Regions from separate parts of the Homo sapiens genome. Here region 2 is linked to region 1. Evidence: read pairs that join two places in POLR2A ChIA-PET (ENCODE). Cell type or tissue: MCF 10A. All regions are shown on one strand.

What was found. ChIA-PET counts read pairs that join two places held together with the same protein. Peaks named below come from ENCODE experiments on the same cell type or tissue, not always from the same donor. Only the 100,000 strongest peaks of a DNase experiment are listed, where the experiment ranks them.
Region 2: POLR2A ChIA-PET joins it to region 1 with 19 read pairs; 8 of 35 experiments call an interaction of 5 or more read pairs at or near these places.

The regions. Positions count from the first base shown.
Region 1 is chr5:168,286,622-168,294,621 of GRCh38, forward strand. It overlaps WWC1 (WW and C2 domain containing 1), which reads left to right and starts at 5,024. Exons shown (of 23, transcript NM_015238.3): 1 at 5,024-5,650. The coding sequence starts at 5,532. RefSeq lists an enhancer at 3,573-3,652 and silencers at 4,797-5,316, 5,417-5,836. In MCF 10A, no CTCF peak of the experiment used is centred here; DNase peaks (open chromatin) are centred at 1,920, 4,930 and 5,800.
Region 2 is chr5:168,407,931-168,415,930 of GRCh38, forward strand. It overlaps WWC1 (WW and C2 domain containing 1), which reads left to right. Exons shown (of 23, transcript NM_015238.3): 7 at 577-723; 8 at 1,992-2,065; 9 at 6,418-6,660. Among named protein-coding and RNA genes, the nearest start is that of RARS1, 75 kb to the right of the region's middle. RefSeq lists an enhancer at 1,401-2,600. In MCF 10A, no CTCF peak of the experiment used is centred here; DNase peaks (open chromatin) are centred at 1,961, 2,301, 3,361 and 5,291.

The DNA.
Region 1 (8,000 bases):
CTTGCTCTCTCCTCTCCACACCCCCACCCTTGAAACTGAGATTTCATCTCCACCTCCTCCTTTGGTGCATAATTCATTTCCTCTTCAGTGAAAGACACAACAGCTCCCAGTCCCCAGAGAATCCCTTGATGAGAGAGTCAGAAATAGGATGGACTCAACCTCTCCTGGCAGCCTCAGCCTCTCACATAGGAGAAATCAGCTCAGTTAAGAGTTTGAGACCAGCCTGGCCAACATGGCGAAACCTCGACTCTACTAAAAATAACAAAAATTAGCTAGGCATGGTGGCGGGCACCTGTAATCCCAGCTACTCAGGAGGCTGAGGCAGGAGAATTGCTTGAACCAAGGAGGCAGAGGTTGCAGTGAGCCGAGATTGCGCCACTGCACTCTAGCCTGGGCAACAGAGTGACACTCTGTCTCAAAAAAAAAATAATAAATAAATAAATAAATAAATAAATAAATAAATAAATAAAAAGAACCAGCAAGGAAACAAGTGGGGAGGAAAGACAGGCAACAAAGGGAGAAAAGTACCCCTCTTCCCACAGAGACCGCTGAGCCTGTGAAATCCCCTACACCAATCCCCTTGGGGGGTCTTGTGGACAGCACTGGGCAGGCAATGGGGGATCAGGGCACTATCTCCTCCTCTTAGAATTGAGAACCCCACCTCAACTCTGCCCTCTCATTGTCAGCTCAGCTGTGACCAGTTTTAGCATGCCCTCATCAACCTCCATGGCCTCCTCCATCCACTCCAAATAGACGCACAACCCAAACATAAGTAGGAGTTTAAGGAGAGTCTCCTGGCCACCCCACCTCCTTTCCCAACCAGACCATGGCCCTGAAATCTCTCCTTCACAGGCACTCTAAAGCCCACACTGGGAGTCCAGAAGCAAAAACTCACTAGAAGCAGCTAAGTTGATATCTACATGACTACAGAAAAGTCACTTTGCCTCTCTGAATCTCAGTTTGCTCATCTATGAAATGGAACCAGCAGGAACTAGGGCAGTAAATCATTATTCACACAAACTCCATTTCTCTGTTTGTAAAATGAGTAGGCTGTGCAAGACTTGTTTCAGTTGATTTCCCAGCACTGAATTAAGCACGGAGGACCGAGAGGTAAATAAAAAACCATCTCTTCTGCCTCGGCTCTCGTGTTACCAAGGTTTCTTCCACCCTCATTTTCTCTGGCTTAGGACGTGTTTTCCCATCATTGGAAAAAAAGAGTCCACAGTACATTTATGAACCTCAAATAATGCATGACTCAAGAAAGGGGACATTATTGGCTCCATCATAGAACATAACTGTGCATTCCCCAGGATGTGTGGGAGGGACGGCATGAGGTAGGGAGGTAGAGTCATGGAGCAGGAAGCAAAATCTCAGCAGAGGTTCTCAAAGCCTCAGTTTCCCCTGAAGAATGCAGATGCGAACAGGAAACTGGACTTGCTAACATATCTGTTCCTTTGTTTTATATTTAATTTCTCCTCTTTACCATCTTCATGGAATATGTGACTCTGGCTCTCTGAAACACTCTAAAACACGTGTGGATAACGGCCTTTCTTCCCTGCAGTTGCAGTGGAGAAAAGGGTTCAAGTGCGCATCGTTTTTAAAAACAAGACAGCCTGTCTCAGGCTCAGGTGATTCCTCTGGGCCACCGGGATGTGGCCTTTGTCATTAGAAAGGCTTGGCCTGTGGTCACTTCTGCACTGCCCAACACTGCCCAAGCCTGTCTCCTTCAACTCCACACGCGGGCAGCCAGACGCAGCCCCAGGAGGGTGGCCAGGAGAGGGCTGGGCTTCTTGTCTTCAGTTCGGATTCCTGCAGTTCAGTCACCTGTAGAGTAACGTCCAATTCAGCCTATCATGTGGCTGAGCCGGTTTTACCTTTAATCTCTTTCACGTTTGCCCTCAGCCTCGCAGAATGTCCGGGATGATTCACGCGCCATCACATGGGGCAGGCAGTCATCTGTTTTATTACCTCACCCTGCTTGCCGCTTCTGCGAGATAACCTGGGATTCTTTCGTTGGGGGTGGATGGGAGGTAAAAAGAGCGAACAGACCTAGGCCTTAATTCAGGAGTCAATTCCTGCTCTGGTCTCTCTTTCTTGCTTCCCAGGCCAGGTCAAAAGGTCCAAAGAAGCAAGCCATTTGGAAAATGCCAGGGTTTGGGTGGCTGGACTAAAACGAAAGTGGGACTTGGCAGTCTAAAAGGTGTTTTCTCTTCACAATCAATGCCAACCAGTAAAAAGGCTTGGTTGAAAAATAAGGCCAAAAAAAAAAAAATCAGCAATTAGGAGGACTGTTGCAAGCAAGCAGGCATAATTTTCAGAAGGGGAAAGGACGTGGATTTGTGTTTTGAACAGAAAATACTTCAAATGGTCCACATTTCATAGAGGTGTGTCTGCTGCCAGGCACGGTGCTCCGAATGCACCGCACCACAGCCCCTGAGATGAAGGCGTGCTGCTGAGTGCCAAGCCCTCACATTTCTCCTCCTGCTTTGCCCTAACCACAAGCCCAAAGGAGTCCATATTGTTATGTGATTTTTTTTCAAATCAAAGACTGAGACTTCAGTGAAGCAAGCTGCCCAAGGTCACACAGCTAGAAAACCGGGTGGGCTTGGGACCCAAACAGCCTGATTCTAGAGCTCTTGCTTCTCAACCAAAAAACTATGAAGCAAACATCAACAGAGATGAACATTTGTCAGTATCAGTCATGTTCCACATCCCAACCATGGGGAAGTTCTGAGGCTGCAGAGTGATTTAAAAAAGAAAGAAAGTCTCCAATCTGGGTGACAGAGCGAGACTCCGTCTCAAAAATAAAAAGAAAGAAAGAAAGAAAGTCAGCCAGGCAAGGTGGCTCATGTCTGTAAGCCCAGCACTTTGGGAGGCTGAGGTGGGCGGATCACCTGAGGTCAGGAGTTCGAGACCAGCCTGGCCAATATGGTGAAACTCCAGCTCTACTGAAAAATACAAAAATTAGCTGGGCGTGGTGGCGCAGGCCTGTAATCCCAGCTACTCTGGAAGCTGAGGCAGGAGAATTGCTTGAATCTGGGAGGCAGAGGTTGTAGTGAGCCGAGATCATGCCACTGCACTCCAGCCTGGGGGATGGGGGGAGACTCCATCTCAAAAAAAGAAAAAAAGAAAGTATAGGTTAATAACTGAGAACACTGCACTAGAGTCAGACCTAGTCTGTCTTATGAGCTCTGTATCCCAGGCCAACAACAAAGCATCTTGGAGCCTCATCTGTAAAATGGGTATAATAAATAGACTTTCCTATGCCAGAGGGTTGTTATGAAGATTGAGATCATGTATTCAAAGAACCTAGCACCAGGTTGGCTTTGCTTTGGGGCTACTGCTCTAATCAATAGTGGGTTTTTATGTAGTAAAGGCTTGACCCAAACAGAGGAAGTGTAGAGGGCTGTGGGAATTCCCCCATAAAGGAATGGGGAATTCCAACTTTTGGGTGTTGAGGGCCAGTCTGAGGCTGGTGTCCCTGGACTCTGGTGCCTGGTATTTATGGAATGAAGGAGGGCCAAGCACTGAGCCCCGAGGCCTGGCCTCAGGGAAGGAATTAACTATGAAGAAGGCATTTGGAGGCGAGGCTCACTCTGGTGGGTCTTTTCTGTCAAGAGGAGATGAGACCACAAACATGATTCCCTCTCTGGCTCAGCAACACCCTGGTCCATACAGCACAGGGTGCTGGTTCTTCTGGAAGACCGTGGGGCTCAGGCAAGAGAAGACACCCAACTGGGCTTCATTCGACCAGTCCAGCTTCCTGCCATATGCCGAGGGCAAAAAAGGGTTAAATTCCCACTCAGTACACAGATGTAAGAGGAGATGGGGAAGTGAACAGCCAGTTGATCATTCACTCAATCATGCTAGCTTGCTTTTTGTATTTAATGCTACATTTTAAATTTATTTATTTATTTATTTGAGACAGAGTCTCGCTTTGTTGCCCAGGCTGGAGTGCAGTGGTGCGATCTTGGCTCACTGCAACCTCCACCTCCCAGGTTGAAGTGATTCTCATGCCTCAGCCTCCCGAGTAGCTGGGACTACGGGCGTGCACCACCACGCCCAGCTAATTTATTATTATTATTTTTTAGTAGAGATGGGGTTCACTATGTTGGCCAGGCTGGTCTGAAATCCTGACCTCAGGTAATCTGTCTGCCTCACCCTCCCAAAGTGCTGGGATTACAGGCGTGAGCCACCGCACCCACTAATTCTACATTTTTAATTTCTCAAGAAACATTGTGTCTCTGATTGTTTTATTCTCTTGAACATTTTTCAAGATGGAATTTTGCTTTGCTTACTTTCTTCTTTTTCATAGCCCCACTTCTCCCAAATCCATAACACACCTACCTCAAAGTATCACAGGAAAGAAAGCCTGTGAAGCTGCTAGCCACAGCCTGTCACAAGTAAGTCCTCAATTTAGCTAACAATAACAATGGCATTACTATTACTTTTACAAAGTGTTTTCCCTGACACCCTCTGGAAGTCCTCCCAGGAAAGCGGATCCACAGCGCTCCTAATTTTAGGGACCCTGAGGGGAGCCAGCTACATTTCCAAATGGTGGGGAAGGGTGGAGGGTGGGCGAAACGTCGTAGGGAGAGTTGAATAGAAGGAGACAGATGGTGCCTGTGTTGGGGGAAGGGACCAGAGATCCTGGAAAACTTATGTTTCCCAATTCGCAAGAATGTTTCCATTTAACCACTTCTTGCCTGACTCCTGATTCTACACCACAGAAAAGCAGGGAGTTTTTAAGATTTGGGGCCACCTGTGCCGAGAGCCTGGCTACTCCGGGTGGAGAGAGACAGGAGCGTTTTAAGTACAGGCAGAGCGGTTTTTGGCCCAGCCCCCTAGGTCTGGGACGCAGGTGAGGGGCGGTCTCTCCTTCCCCTGGCAGGGGCAGCGTAAGGGTGGCCGGCGGCTGGGACTGTCCCACGAGGGGGCGCGTCTCGGGCCCTAGGACCCGCCCTCGAGGCGCTGCGCGCGGGGAGGGGACCCGGGAACCCAGGCGCCCGGCGCTCCGCCTCCCGTTTCCGGGGCAGCGCGGTTACCTGCACCGCCCGAGCCGCACCTGGCGGAGGCAGAAGTCACAAACCCGGCGAGCTCAGAGCGGTGGAGCGGAGAGGAGGGACGGCACCCGGCTGCAGGGAGGAGGGAGGCGGCAGCGGCAGCGGCGGCGTGGAGGGCGCAGCGCGCCGCGCGGCGGAGGAGGGCAGACGGCGGCGGCGGCGGCGCTCGGCTCGCTCTGCCCGGCCGGCTGGGCGCGCACCCGGGCTCGCACCGCGCCGCTGCGGACGCACATGGCAGCGTGAGAGGCCGGCGGCGGGAGGAGCGGGCGGCGCCGGGTCGGGGCTGCAGGGCCGCATGGACAGCGGCGCCACCCCGGCCGGCCCCTACTAGGGCCCCCCATCTGCGGGCGCCACCCCCCGGATCATGGTGCCTCGGCGGCCGCCCGGGCTAAGAGCGGCCGGCTGGAGCCGCTGAGCCCCCGCTGCGGCCGGGAGCTGCATGGGGGAGCGCCGGCAGCGCTTGGGAAGATGCCCCGGCCGGAGCTGCCCCTGCCGGAGGGCTGGGAGGAGGCGCGCGACTTCGACGGCAAGGTCTACTACATAGACCACACGAACCGCACCACCAGCTGGATCGACCCGCGGGACAGGTAGGACCCTGGAACCCTCCTCCGTGCCCCCACACCCCCGCCTGGGCCCCCACCTGCCCCTGGAGCCGCCGGCCGGGACTGGGAGGGGGCAGGGGAGCTCTGCGTGCCTCTTGAGCTCTCTTCAGTTCGCCACCCCCTGCTCCCCCCAACCTTCTGGAGCGCTGCTCCCGCCTCAGTGGGCCACCGAGAGGAGGCGCCTGCCGGGGAGCTGGCCCAGGCTGCCCCACCGCCATCCCCAGTTGGAGGACTTAGGCCCCAGCCGGCACCTGCCCGGAGTTTTGACCTTAAGCTCTAGCCCCGCCCGCCCCCTTTAGGAAGAGAGGTCGGGCGGGGGCGGGGGTTGGGGGAGCGACCTAGCCGGGTGAAGCCGGGTCTTCCCGGGGAGGCTTCCACCCAGCGTGGGGGGTGGGCGGATGGGGATGGGGAAGTGTCCGGTTAGAGGGGGTGGTCAAGACCCCAGGATTCCGTGGGAGACCACTGGAGAGAGGGCACTCGGCGCAGAGGAAGGCAACCTGAGGTGTGCTTTTTGACAGGTGCCTTGGAAGCTGCTGAGAACAGCACAGGGGCAGCCAGGGGGCCCTGGAACCCGAGGGTGGGGAGGAAGTGAAGAAGCGGGGGAGGGCAGATGAGGGAGACTGGTTATCCAGGAATCTGGCAGCAACTTGGAAGCTGTTAGGATGGAGATGGAGGTGAGAGGCCTCCCGGAAAGCCTTGCCCCTCGCCTCTTTCTCCTCTCTTTCTTCCCTGATCGGGGAAGGGGGCGGCGAGGCTCCTCAGCCCTGCACCAGCGGGACCTGACCTTGGTGGGTACCAGGCCGCTGTAGGTTGAGATAATGTGCAGAGGCAGATGGAGCCTGAGATAGCTCGGTGTGGCTCTTACCTCTCCAGACTTTCTCCTGGTTGTTTGGCATTTCTTTGCTCACATGCTGCACACACACACATACATTCACCCTCTCCATGTATGTCCTAGAGTCCCCGGACCACGATGTTGTTGACACGGTCTGTGGGCAGAGTGTCTTGGGGAATGCGGACTTTAAACCTTGTCTGTGACCTTGGGGGTCAGGTCCCTGTAAAGCAACCAAGGTGAATTTCTTGGACTCTTCATCTTGTGTGGTGGGGGTGGAGGTGTCCCAGAAGTGTATGTAGCAAGATGTGGGTCAAAAAAAGAATATAAGCGGAAAGAAAATGAGAGTTGAGATTCTCGGTAGTTTCTGGGAGCACTTACTTTCATTCATTCATTCATTCGTTCATTCAGCGCTTCCTGGATGCCTCCTCTACACTCAGCACCATGCTGAATGTCTCATGAATGTAATCTGGAAGGTAAATATTTAGTGCTAGAGAGCATCTCTTAGGCAAGCTGCTTCAACCTCTGAGCCTCAGTTTCCCTGTTTGTCAGATGGGGGAGCCCACCATTTCCCTGAATTTAAAAAGTTTGCTTGGAAGGGAATATTGGGATGCTTAAAACTTGGAAGGGACGTACATCAGCGCCCAACTCCCATTTGAAACATAAGAGAAAATTTGAAGCCCAGAGGTGTGATTTGCTCAAGTATTTTGATTTTTCTGCCATTCTGCGTACCAGTTCTTCACCAGCTCTGAAGTTCTAACCTGCAAACTTGTCACCCTGACACACTGCTTCCCCACCCTTACTCGGGTCAGTTGCCAGCTCTGCTACTGTGTTGGTGAACTTGGCAGCACCTTTTCTCTTGTCCTTTTCTCAGAACAGACACAAGTTCAAACATATGTGACCTGCCCCAATTTAGGTCCCTGTAGTTTACGGAGGCCTGTGTGCTGTTAGCAGGTGGACGTCCTGTTGGAGGGAAAGGACCGCCCCTGCCAACACTGATAATCATGCATCTGGGGACTTCTAATACAGCAATAGGAGGCCCCTCTCAACAGTAATTCTTTACCCTTGGAAAAGGGTAAGTAAGTAGCTTCTATGAAGAACTGATTGGCTGGAGCACAATCTCCCAAATTTTAGTGTTACATGGACCACCTCCATGATTTTTTTTTGCTATATCCACCTGTGCTATTGCTTACTTACTCCTTGACTTTAGATCAACTCACTTTAAAAATATGTGTACCATTTTCACAAATGGGAAACTAGTTATATCTATTGTCATACAGGGGAAACAAAAAAGATAGGCAAACAAAAAAAACAAAAAACCAGGGTTAGTATATTTTAGCTAGGTACTGTGGCCAGCCTAAGGCCACAGCACCTCACCTGCCCAGCCTTTGTTTTTAAGCAGATTGGCAAGCCATGGAGAGGCGGCAGAAACATAGTGGCACTTAGGTGAGCAGCTCACCTTCTTCATCTTGTGTCATTGGTTTTTTTGTTTGCTTTTGGTTTTTT
Region 2 (8,000 bases), 120 kb after region 1:
TAGCTCACTGCAGCGTCAAACTCCTGGGCTCAAGCAATCCTCCCACCTCAGCCTCCCAAGTAGTTGGAACTACAGACATGCACCGCCACATCCAGCTATTTTTTTTTTTTTTTTTTTTTAGAGATGGGAGTCCCACTGTGTTGCCCAGGCTGATCTTGAATTCCTGGCCTCAAGTGATCCTCCCAGCTCGGCCTCTCAAAGCACTGGGATTACAGGCATGAGCACCCAGCTGATTATTCCCATTTTATAGGAGAGGAAATTGAGGCAAAGAGAGGTTATTCAGCTAGGTCAAGTCACACAGCTGGGAAGCAGCAGAGCAGGGATTCCAACTAGGGCATGTGGCTCCAGAGTCGGCATCCACACCGGTTTCTCCTATGTCATAGGCCCAGCGCAGAGCCTGGCACACAGCAAGGACCCACTCACTGCTAGCTCTCTATCACAGGATCAGTAGGATATCTGGGGAGGGCACAGGTTCCTAAATTAAGGGAGGGTAGAGAGGGAAGCACAGGGAGCGTGGCAGACCCAGAGCTCCCTCCTGGGAAGGCGCATCACTAACCCTGCTCTCCCCTCCTTCAGAGCCTTGCCATGTTGAAGGACGGCTTCCGCACTGACAGGGGGTCTCACTCAGACCTGTGGTCCAGCAGCAGCTCTCTGGAGAGTTCGAGTTTCCCGCTACCGAAACAGTACCTGGATGTGAGCTCCCAGACAGACATCTCGGGAAGCGTGAGTAGACGGGGCAGGTTGCTGGGGGCCTTCCACAGGATGGCAGCTGGGAGGCTGCTGTAATGGACAGCTGCCTTCTCATGGCTCACCAGGGAGCTGGCCAGGGGTTCTCTGCAGGGCTGGCTGCTGCCTCAGCCCTCTGGAGCTCTGTTCTCTTACAGACCTCCTGGCCCCAGGAGGATATGATGTGATGCTGTGGAGGAAAAGCCTGCACTGACGGACGTCATGGCCCTGAGTATTGCCTGGCCAGGTGCTTGTGTCTCTTAATGCTGCACAGAAAGCATGTTTAAAGGACAAAATGTCTTTCTCTGGTTTTTTTTTTCCATACTATTTTGCAGTTCCATTTTCATTTTTCTTTCCCCAGCTGGACAGCAGAGGATATTTTCCTCCTGTTAGTCTCAAAACAATGCATGCAGCTTTCAGGCAGCTGCTTGACTCCCAGTTCCAAAGCTCAGTCCAGTCCTAGTTATGAATAGTGAAAGCACTGTCCAGATGTGGCTCAGGAAAGAGTTAGAGTAGGGCTGAACCATGGTGCCTCGTAACTTTTGGAGAGCTTTTGTTTTACTAGAGCCAGCAACATTGAACGAATCTGCCTTCCAGCCTCTGTGGCGGACAGCCTCTATATGCTGTTCCTATCTAAGTTCCATAGCTGTCTTCCCACTTGTCCAAGGGTGACCGGTGAGCCTTGTAGCTTCTTGCTGCTCTTAACAGACTAGCACAGAAAAAGAGGCTGTCCCTTCCTTCCCCATACCACCATGTGTCCAGCTACTAGCCATCTGCAGGCCAAAGTATTTGTAAAGGAACTGTACCCCTCTTTGTGAGTGCAGGGGTCTTCTCCCCAACTACCCAGTGTTTCACTCCTGACTGCAGCCTCTGAGTTTTCTATGGATCCCCTCACCAGTGCCCCTAGAATGAGTTTCTTGATATTGGCTATCCCTGTTTCCTCCTCACCAACTGTCCTCCATGCTTCTGTGGCTTGAATGGGCACCAAGCCAAGCCATTTGGGGCTGCAAGATGATATTCTGGGCTTTTGGCTTCTATTTTCAAAGTGATCGATGTCTGAGCGTACGGTTCTTCCCGTGGCCTGAAGGGAGGAAAGTGTTTTTGCTTAACCAGCTTCCCTGCGATCTGCACCGCCAGCCCAGTCACCGGGGGCTATTCTTGGCTACTGCCCACGCAAGCTGTCAAGTCTCTCATGAGCCCTCGAAACCCAACTCAGCACCGGCCACAACAGCCACATAATTCCTGACTTTGTTCTTCTCCTCCAGTTCGGCATCAACAGCAACAATCAGTTGGCAGAGAAGGTCAGATTGCGCCTTCGATATGAAGAGGCTAAGAGAAGGTAATTGGGCTGGGGCTAGGGGCGGGATGGTTCCAAAAATAATAACTACTATTGTAGAATGCCTGCTCTGTGCTTAGCTTTTCACACACTTCGTCTTCTTTAATCCTCACAAAGATTATGAAGATAGTTATTATACTTTTTATATTTTCATCCTCTCTGAAATTCAGAGAGGAAATGACTCACCCAGGACACTTCACAAGACAGAGAGTGAAACTATGCTTTGAACCCAGATCTGTTTAACCTCAAAGCCGAGTTATCTTCCCACTTGCCTGTCTTGATTTCTGCAACCGAGGCTTTCCCATGATCCTGTAAGCATTTTGGTTTGAAGGAGTACAACTGGAATTTCAGCAACAGGCTAAAAAGATTATGGACACTACCCACTTCAGTGTCTCCTGCACAGCTGGGAGCAAGCTGGGCTTTTAAGCAGTGTAGACCTCTGGGATTTAGATGTTCTGTGGCTTCACAGAATCCTAAGCAATCAGGTTCCACTACCACAAGTAAAATCAAAATAATAATCAAAGCTGACATTTTTAGAGCATCTGTTATAGGCCTAAAGAGATTTTTATTTTTAATTACTTTGTTTTCTTTTTTAGGGACAGGGTCTCGCTATGTTACTCAGGCTGGTCTTGAACTCCTGGCCTTAATTGATCCTCCCACCTCAGCCTCCTGAGTAGCTGGGATTACAGGCACGCACCACTACCCTTGGCTGAGATTGTTTATTGTACTAAAACATTTGTGCATGCATCTTCTCATTTAATTTTAAAAGCAATGCATCTTCTCATTTAATTTTAAAAGCAACCTTATAGCACAGGGTCTATCTTATTATCTCCATGTTAGAGAGGAGAAAGGTAAGACCAAGATATTTCATGACTATTCCAGGTGGTAGAGGCAGAATTTGAATCCTGGACAATCTGTCTTTAAGTTCATGATCTTTGCTTTTTTTTTTTTTTTTTTTTTGAGACGGAGTCTCGCTCTGTCACCCAGGATGGAGTGCAGTGGCGCGATCTGCAAGCTCCGCCTCCCGGGTTCACGCCATTCTCCTGCCTCAGCCTCCCGAGTAGCTGGGACTACAGGCACCCGTCACAACGCCCGGCTAATTTTTTTGTATTTTTTAGTAGAGACGGGGTTTCACCGTGTTAGCCAGGATGGTCTCAGTCTCCTGACCTTGTGATCCACCCACCTCAGCCTCCCAAAGTGCTGGGATTACAGATGTGAGCTACCGCACCCGGCCAAGTTCATGATCTTTCTGTACTCTGAGCCAGTGTTACTGGCAAAGAATGCCCTGGGCATTGTGGTGTGGATGGAAGCCAGGCACATTGCATCCATTCCTTCCTAGACTAAGTTGCCTGGCCTGTGGACCTTCTCAGCCAGGCCAGGTGAAGCATGGCAGTGCCCAGCTCTGCCCCTCTGCCAACTCTGTGTGAATAGTAGAACTCTTTGCAGAGATGACAGAAATCTAATAGAAACCAGAGAAAGCAAAAAAGGGAATGTATTGTGTTATTTAACTCCAAAGTCCTGAGATACCTAGCTTCAGGCACAGCTGGATCCAGGGACTCAGATGATGTTACCCAGACTCAGTCTCTCTCCTTTTCTTCACCCTGCTTGCCTTTATGTTGGCTTTACCCTCCAGCAGACTTTCCTGTCAATGTGGCCAGGCAACTCCCAGCAATTCGGAGCTTACACACTACCAGGTTAGCAATCCCTGTGGAAAGGGGGCCTACCTTTCCCAATAGTTTTAACTAGCCTTGGGTTTGAGACTCCCTGGCATTTTTGGGTGAACCAAGCTTTGTTACAGGACAGTTGGGGGTGGGCAAAATTAGGATTCTCTAAAGGTCTAGGCATGCGTCGTGTTTCCAGTGCTGGGAAAAGTCAGCTGTATGGGAACCAGGTGACTTGAAAGTACGAAAGGAGTGATTTCCCAAAGACAAATTGGAATATTATTAACAAAAGAAGAAGGAATTGAATACTGGTCAGGTAGAAAAAAACAGATGTCCTATGTACTATTTCAGCTCCCCCAGGCGTCCAGCAAAACAGCAAGACATCTGTATTTGGACAGCCACTTCTTGTTCTCTCTGAAGAGGACCACTCTGAACCTTGGATCTGTTCCATCCTGCAGGAATGCCTGTCTTAGATGGTCAGTCCTTGAGACACTAAAGGACTGCAGTGCTCTCTCTGGAGTTGAGCCATTAGACTTCTCATCACAGAGCTTCCTAGCTCATCTGACTTTATGCAGCCTCTTGCTTGCCCCTCCACCCGAAGCTCATTTTAGTGTAAAGGACAGAGCAGCCTGCTCAATGGGAAAGCAAGCTTCAGGACTTGAAAGAGGGAAGGGAGGTGTCTGTAATCCAAGGAGGGTCTGATCATTGGATGTCAAGTTTTGTCACACATGCATTTCTGAGAAGAGAGACTAGTTGTGTTTATCAGATTCTTAAAAGGATGTAAGGCCTGAAATTTAAGGAGCATTGACATAGGGAAAGAGAAAGTATATCCAGTAAAGCATCAGTCACTTCCCAATGTCCTGCATATGGTGGAGCCCCTGCCCGGCCTTACCATACCATTTCGTTCTCAAAGTACTGCAGAACAGCAGCTACAAAGTTGTCTCAAAGCTGATCTTGATAGATTACTGTATACATGAATGTGAATTTAAATAACTAACTACAGTCAGTCCTCTGTACCCACGGGTTCTGCATCTGCAGATTCAACCAACCAAGGATCAAAAGTATCCAGGAAAAAAAATTAAAAAACAATACAAATTTTTAAATATAGTATAACAACTATTTACATAGCATTTACATTGTGTTGGGTATTATAAGTAATCTAGAGATGATTTAAAGTATACAGGAGAGTATGCATAGGTTATATGTAAACACTATGCCATTTTATATAAAGCACTTGAGCATCCATGAATTTTGGTACCTGTGGGAGGTCCTGGAACCAATCCCCTGCAGATACCAAGGGTCAAGTGTATAAGAATTCCTCCTGGGACACTTGCCTGGGGAACAAGCAAATCTAGGTATGTTTTTCTACATGGAATTTTTGCTGCACATCATGGTAAATTTTGTCCCCAGCAGTGTTCTGATAAAATAAGAATTGGGCCACATTGTCTGCACGTAAGATTGAACTGGGAGTCCAGAGGCCTCTGGTCTCAACAAGTGTTGGCCACGTTTATGATTTGCAGTCTTAGGTGCATCATATCCTCCCTGGGCATCTGTCCAACCAGGTGAACAACTCCTATCTTAATCACCCTTTAGAGATGGGGTGGCCAGGGCGTGAGAGCTGATGGTACTTTGCAGAGGCCAAGTCCTAAAGGATGATGTCATGATTGTTGTTAGCTATTTGTAGCAGTATTCATTGTTATACTGTGGATCTTATTTTGGCCCAATGATAATAATACTGAAGATCTATATAACACCTGGCAATGTATAAAGGGCTCTTAATGCTGTGTTCTCACATAACCCACCCTATAGGTACCATATCATCTCTGCCTTATAGATGAGGATATGGAGTCTTAGAGAAGTTAAGGGATGAGGCTGCCAGCTCTTTCCTTTAACTGTTATTTAGTGCCTGCAATATACCAGTGACTGTGCTAGAAGCTTGTGATACCAAAATGCTTTCTTGAGAAATGGTCCCTTCCATCATGAAGGCCAGAGCGAGCCAGGACTCCAACTCCAGGCCTCTGACCCCAAATCCACAGTTGTTCACACAGTGCCACTACCTGTCTCTGAATTGAGAATACGCGGTCAGTAGTTGTAGTCTTAGTGGTCCAGAACTGTCAGTGACTCAGTACTTGTTATGTGCCAGACACCCTTCCCAATCATTCTGATGAATGAATTTTTCTTATCTTTAAGGCCTGGGGAATTGGCCCAATGTTACATACCTAATAAGCAGTCACATCAGGTCATAACAACAGTAGCAAGGACTTACTATGTGCCAAGTACTGTGCTTTGCAGGTTACAGATTATATCATAAAACCTTCAACCAAAATAACATGAGGAAAGAGCTTTTGTTATTCCATTCAGAGAGATGAGCAACTTGCCCAAGGCCACACAGCCAGTGCTAAGAGGTTAGTGCCTGGTGATGAATCCACATCTCTATTGTACCAGGAACAGGGCAAGGACATTGCCTTGTTCATGTCTGCACCCCATTCCTGCAGAGCCTACTTCATTGTTGGCACATGGTAGGCACCCACATGTGTTTGTTTAGAAAAAAAATAGGTTCCTTGAGATGACAAGCTGATCAAAGGAAGACAGTAACTGTCAAAGATTGCTCTGAGATGTCTGTTTCTTCATGGCATCTCCTGTTCCCTCAGTGCCATTAGGCACACCAGTCATGCTTGCTTTCTTGGCCCCCAGGATCGCCAACCTGAAGATCCAGCTGGCCAAGCTTGACAGTGAGGCCTGGCCTGGGGTGCTGGACTCAGAGAGGGACCGGCTGATCCTTATCAACGAGAAGGAGGAGCTGCTGAAGGAGATGCGCTTCATCAGCCCCCGCAAGTGGACCCAGGGGGAGGTGGAGCAGCTGGAGATGGCCCGGAAGCGGCTGGAAAAGGACCTGCAGGCAGCCCGGGACACCCAGAGCAAGGCGCTGACGGAGAGGTGGGGCTGGGGCCCCAGGGTGTGTAGGACCCTTCTCTCACTGGCAGTCTGTCCTCAGCCCCCAGATGGGGGAAGAATGAGGGGGCTCCGGGCCCCTGGGCTCCACCCTGAGCACGCTCAGTTCAGAGATCTCTCAGGTTGCCGACATAGGAAATCAGGAAAGATGGTTTGCCATCCAGTGCGCCAGCTACCCTGGAATTTTGCATGGTGAATCATGCTACCAAAAAGTCTGCTTAGGTGCAGGTGTTCAAAAATGTATCTTCTGACTCAATTAAGCCACATAACTCTATATAACTTAAAGCAGTCATTTTCCAACTTTTTGACAGTGATGCACATTTTATACTGTAACCTGATCCAAGGTTCACAAAATAGTGCATGCTCTTTCTACCTCTGATGGTCCTCTGATGTTTTCTCCCTTCTGTTGCATTTTGTTTCATGCAGTTTGTGACTCACCAAATTGATTTCACCCCATGCTAAGTAAGGGGTTGCAGTTTGCAGTTTGAAAAACACTGGTCTGGATAGGGGTTGCAAACTGGCATGCTTATAGGAGCCAAGCAGGTCACAGAAATGCTAGAGACCCACCTGGCAGTGGTCTGTGTTAGACCAGAGTGCACAGACCCCACTGGTCTAAAGCAGGTGCTGTCTCTCTGCTCCAGCAAATGGGAGTGCAGGCCTCGGGCTGCCAGAGCTGCCTGTACTTCAAACAAAAGAGTCGTTCAGATTTTTTATTTTTAAATATTGGGAACTAATCCAGAAGTTTTTTTAAAAAAATATGCAAATCAGCCTCATCTATGGGCCTGATATAACCTAAAAGCCACCGGTTTACATTCTTTAATTTAGACCTTATTATAGACATTGTCTTTGTTTATTTCCTTCAGTGTTCCCACCAACCTCCTCACCCACATTGCACCGAATGCAACACTGCGTTCACCATAGGCTTTACAAAGCTCTCCAGCTTCATGTTCATTTATTCATTCTGTTCATCAGCCAATGTTTACTCATTCATTTGAGAAACCTTTTGCTGCACAGATTGTGTGTGCAAGGCAATTTGGGGCACTCAGAAATTAACAAGACATGGTCCCTGCCCCATGACCTTTAAATCTATTCTAGTTATTTTCACCATTTTTTGGCAGGAGCCTTTATTCAGCAAGGTCCCTGCCCGTAAGGAGCTTAGAAGTGAAGCTAGAGATTTTCAAGTGTGTGTGTGTGGGGGGGGGGGGGGGGCGTGTGTGTGTGTGTGTGTGTGTGTGTGTGTGTGTGTGGCATATGTGGTGTGTGTGTGTTTGGAATATGAGCAAGGGAATTCCTTTTTCTAGTGAAATCAGAGGCAGAGGCCCAGT